2 separate regions of the Homo sapiens genome follow, and region 1 is linked to region 2. A link is a loop called in an ENCODE intact Hi-C map of the cell type or tissue named here. Cell type or tissue: OCI-LY7. All regions are shown on one strand.

What was found. Hi-C counts contacts between places; a loop is a spot of excess contacts. Peaks named below come from ENCODE experiments on the same cell type or tissue, not always from the same donor. Only the 100,000 strongest peaks of a DNase experiment are listed, where the experiment ranks them.
Region 1: a loop joins it to region 2, with 2.5 times the contacts of the local background. A loop is called at or near these places in 7 of 110 quality-filtered maps.

Annotation. Positions count from the first base shown.
Region 1 is chr10:69,957,444-69,959,943 of GRCh38, forward strand. COL13A1 (collagen type XIII alpha 1 chain) reads left to right here. Exons shown (of 41, transcript NM_001368882.1): 41 at 1,256-1,701. The coding sequence ends at 1,258. The region is part of intron 2 of LOC107984242 (a long non-coding RNA gene); the gene reads right to left. Among named protein-coding and RNA genes, the nearest start is that of LINC02636, 51 kb to the right of the region's middle. In OCI-LY7, CTCF peaks have their summits at 1,023 (motif pointing left) and 1,226; a DNase peak (open chromatin) is centred at 1,018; H3K27ac peaks cover 505 bases.
Region 2 is chr10:69,638,288-69,640,787 of GRCh38, forward strand. No RefSeq gene overlaps it. Among named protein-coding and RNA genes, the nearest start is that of FAM241B, 9.3 kb to the left of the region's middle. In OCI-LY7, CTCF peaks have their summits at 1,120 (motif pointing left) and 1,321; a DNase peak (open chromatin) is centred at 1,124.

The sequences.
Region 1 (2,500 bases), 320 kb after region 2:
ACATGCTACTGTGCCTCCCCTAGGGGCTGTGCTCCTCACCACTCTACCACTCCCCTTGCATTTAAGCTGGCAGAGCTTCATGCCACCACACATGTGACCTGCAGCCAAATCTCTCCTGGGCTCCCAGAGTTCCTACCAACAATGAGTTTTCATTGATTCACACTGGCCTTGGCATTTGCCATTGTTAGAGCAGTCTGACATCATAGGACTGTGCCCTTGCATGTGATCGCCCCATTCAACCATGGCTCCCCAGAGCACAGGGCTGCCCAGGCAGACAGAGGCCATCTGCTTGCTAACTAATCCAGAAGACCCGCCTTGGTCCCCAGCAATGGTGGCAGCCACTATGCTGCCCCATACCGTCTCCCTCCACCTTGCCTGTCACTCCAAGTCTTCTCACCAACCCCCCACCACCATTGTCTCAAGGTTCATCCTCATAAAGGGACCGGAGACTCCAACATGTTCAAGAATCTGTGCTCAACGAATCCAGTCCTGTTCCAGTGGCAGCAGAGTCACACTTACAATGAGATGAACAAGCTCCCCTGTACTAAGATGCCAGAATCTCACTAGTGCACTGGGTTGGGTAAAAGTGGTGAAACCACCAAGACCCCAGGCCAACGCTGACCACCTACCTGCCTGGATACCTAAAGCACCCCCTAACCCAAGAAGGAAAAGCTCAACACTCAAGAGAGATGCCTCCCCAGAATCCATCCCTGGAGGCTGGCCTCGTCCTCCTGCCAAGCTCCACTTAGACCTAGTTAAAGCGCCACAAAAGCAGGTCAGAGGTGTCATAAGACCTCTGAACCCTTGACCCCTAAAAAAATTTCCTCTTTAAAGTTGCTGCCAATGGTTAGGAGACAGAAATGGTTGTGCTTAGCAGGGGAAGAACAGCCACTACCAAGAGCTGCAATGTCTTGGAGAAGCAACCAGAGAGCTTCAAGACTACTCATTCACACCTTAAGTCCAATCTGGGACAATGCAGTGGTTACAACAATCAGGCCTCCAAAGGCAGCAGAGAAAGAGAGTGCCCTCTAGTGACCACAAAGGGGATTCACAGAGAGGTGAACTTGGTTTCCTCCCTTCAGGGAGCTAAGGTCGCCACCAGTTTCTTTCACCTAGGGGCTCAGGGTTCCCACAGTTCTCCTGTCCAGAACTCCCATCCAACCCAGGACAAGATTTACCTCCCTTCCTACAAAGGAAATAAACCTCTGCAGACCCACTGAAACTAACAGAACATTGTTTTGTTTTTGTTTTGCAGTGATGCCTCTAACCTTGGATTGGCCTGTGTGTGTGTTTGTACATAGAATATTTATTTTTATACAGTTTTCACTTTTTGAAAATGCCAGAAGTATGATGCATCTTACAGATTATTAAAAAAGAAAGAAAAACCTGCATATTTTGTACAGAAAATATCAACCTCTTCCCTTTTGTTTACAAGATGTTTTGTATAAGCCTATGTCTCTAATACATTTTTTGTTTGGTCGTAATGTCTGCATGATATTTGTGCACATTTATTAAGTATCGAAGCTTAATAAATTATTGTGTCCTGGTGCCAAAGGGGGCCAGCCAGAACTGAGGTGCTGGCTAGCTCATGTGTGAATTCACATAAATGTAGAGGTCCATGATATTTGCTAAGCTAGGTGTGTCTAAGAGTATTTTAAACCCTTATGGATTTTCATTATTAAAGGAAATGAAACATGGCAATTCATGATCCTGATTAATCATTATATTAAATACATTCTCTCCTGTGAAAGCAGGAATTCCCAGAAGTAGGGGTCCTCAGAAGTGTGGAGTAAGGTTTTGAAATGTGAGGTTCAACAAAGGGAGGGAAGGGAACTTTATCGAGCAATGTATGTTGTTACAGATCCCAAGTTTATCACAGTGCTTGCTGTGTGAGCATTTAGGTTCAGTTGTGCTAAGGGCACCCAGGGTTTCAAAGGAGCCATTTGCTCTTGCTGTTGGGTTATGGTAGGTTTTTGCTTGTTTGTTTTGCTTTGTTTTGTTTTGAGCTACAGTCCCTAGTACCAGCTATTGCTAATCACAGCTGTTGACTTGATATGAGTTTGTGGGTTCACTCACAACTAGCAGTTGAAGGAGCTTTGCCTCATCTGCTGTTCCACTCCAGCAAAGAGCATTCAGAAACATGCCTAGATCTGGGCTTGGGCTGGGCCAATCTGAAGTTGTTTTTATTTTTTTAAGAAATAATGTTGTATTGCTTTCCATATTTAGTGCATTGCTTAGAAAAGGTCTCAGGAAACCGGTTTTAATGACCAGTTAAGTCTTACCTGTGGTGTAGCATACAGGTTTATCGTTAGCTGTTTGACAACATAAATTCATGCTTCTAAAAGCTTGAAAACAACAAATTACTCCAGTACTTTACATACATCCCCATCTGGTTTACATTTTGCATTTTCTTTACACATCCTTTCTTCCTAGACAACGCAAAGGGAAATTTAACTTCAGACTCTGTCCACATGCTGTCACACAAAACTCTAAATTAGTG
Region 2 (2,500 bases):
GTTATGCAAATATGAGCAAACATGAATATACTATTTTTTCTTTTTTTATACAAATAATAGAAAAATTTGACACGTTTTTCTCTGCCTTTTGCATTTTTCACTTAGCAGTGTATCTTGGCACATTTTATATGAGTACATGAAGAGCATTTTCATCCTGCAGTATTTTGGTGTTTGAGTTGTCGACCCTGTCTTGGGCTCACCTGTACCATGGGGGATTGACTCAGTTGACCCTCAGGGCCTTGCAGCTCTGACCCTGAACCAACCCATGGGGTTTTTCCCTGAAATGTGGGGATCTTGACAGAACTGTCTCCCTTTCTCCAGGGCCCAAGGGGAGATATCACAACCTTATAGGGTTTCTCAGTCTCCTTTGCAGTTGGATAGGGTGCAATTTCTGCCCTCATCTGGCTCCTTGAAAAGGCGCAGTGGCCTCACCTGAACACTGCCTCCTGGGTCACACTGCACCCTGAGACGAGCTGAGAGGGACTCCCCACAACCTCTGACAGGCAGGGAGTGACCCCCGCCTGGCCTCCCTCATTCTGGAAAAACAAACAGGCTGGGCTAGACTTCCACGAAGGCCCCTTTCAGCTCTGAGACCGACACCTACCACAGAGGGCCTTGCCCTTAGTAGACGCTTGATGGACTTTGCTGCTGCCTGGCCTGGCATTGCCAACGTCATTGTCCAACACGTTGCTGTCCCCACTTCCTCTAACACCCCATTTTCTTTCTTTTTTAAAAAAAATTAACTTTTCAGTTCAGGGGTACATGTGCAGGTTTATTGTATAGGTAAACTTGTGTCATGGGGGTTTGTTGTACAGATTATTTCATCACCCGGGTATTCAGCCTAGTACCCACTCATTATTTTTCCTGATCCTCTCCCTCCTCTCATACTCCACCCTCTGAAAGGCCCCAATGTGTGTTGTTCCCTTTTATGTGTCCAGTAACACCCCATTTTCATGAACATCTGGATTAAGGAAGTTAAGAAAAGCCTTGAGGAGAGACCAAGACCCCAGCTTTCTTGCTCTGAACTGGGTAATGAACTCTCAATGCCCTTTTGCAGGGACCTGAGGGACCCCCACCACCTTGGTGTGTAGACTGGAAAGGTTGTGAAAGTTGTCTCATGGCGCCACCTGGTGGAATTTTTGGACAGGAGCAGGAACTCCCTCCTGCAAATATACTACAAATGGATTCATCTGCTCTCCTGCTCCCGGTTAGTGCTCACCTCAGCCAGCCCAGGCTTGGTATTACCTTGTATTTTGGAAAGGTTTCTGGTGGAGAGCATGCACAATTCCATTATAATTTCTCATTCACTGTGGTTTCGTCCTGGGTTGAGCCTAGTGCCGGGAACATTCATAAGTTTTGTTTCATTTCATCCTCTCCCAAGCAAAGAAAAATATATGTCCTTCCTTTTTCCCAGAGTAAAGGAATTTATATGTGGCCACAAAGTTGGCAGGCAGCAGATCTGGAGCCTGCCTCGCCAGCCTCCAGCAAACTGAATCTGGGAGCCCTAGGGAGGGTGGAAGGTGGCTGTGGAACCCCCAGGGAGAGGGTTTGTCGCCGGGGTCTAGTCTTGAACCAGACCTTCCAGTATTTGAGTTTTCAGCCTAGGAGACAGAGTGAGAAGTTTTAGACTTGGTGGCCCAGGGTTGCTGTGATCATGTTAGTGGAAGGGGCTTGCTTACTGTTTAAGGCTGCACTCTCTCTAGGTGGGGGTGGCTATGTCTAGCCCAGCCTTACCCAGTGCAGCACCCACCAACGCCTCACACTTGCCTGTCCTTACTCAGAGCCTGGCGCCAGGTGGTTCCCCTCAATGAACGTGATATTTGTGACATGGGGCCCATTGCCTAGCTCTTGTCTTTTTCACTGGAGGCAAGAAGCAGGCGAGTCAGACAGGCTCCCCATTTGGTAGCTTTGGGCAAGTTCCTTACTGTGCCTCATCTGTGAAATGGGGATGACGTGTCATCTAGGGCGGTGTTGAGCTGCAATTGGAAGACGTGTATGCAGTGCCTGGGGTGTAGCGGTGTGCCATGGATGAGGGTTTGTATCAGATCACCTCCTACAGGGCCCATTAGTGAAAATTGTCTGCCCTCAGTCAAGAAAATGTAAAATGCAATTTGCTTTCGAAATTCTGGGAGGAAAAAAAAATAGAAAAATTTCCCAATATGTCTGCTTACCAGTATCATGCAGTGAAGACATCTGCCTCTGAGGCATGGGCCTGTGTGAGCACGCTTGTCAGTCTATGAGGGGGTGTGTTTGTTTTTTCTTTTTTGCAGCTTTGAGCTCAGCTAATCCTGAGAAATCACTTTCTTCTGATGAAGTGGCTAAAATCTGGACGCTGTCAGCAAGGGAACATACAAGCCAACCACAAGTGCCTCCAACAGCGTGTTCCTTTTCCTGTGATAGTTGTTCTCAACCTAGCAACACCACCAGTTCATCTGGGCAGCTTTAAAACATGCAGCCTGGGTTCCAGTTCCAGAGCCATGAGCCAGCCTTCCTCCAGGTG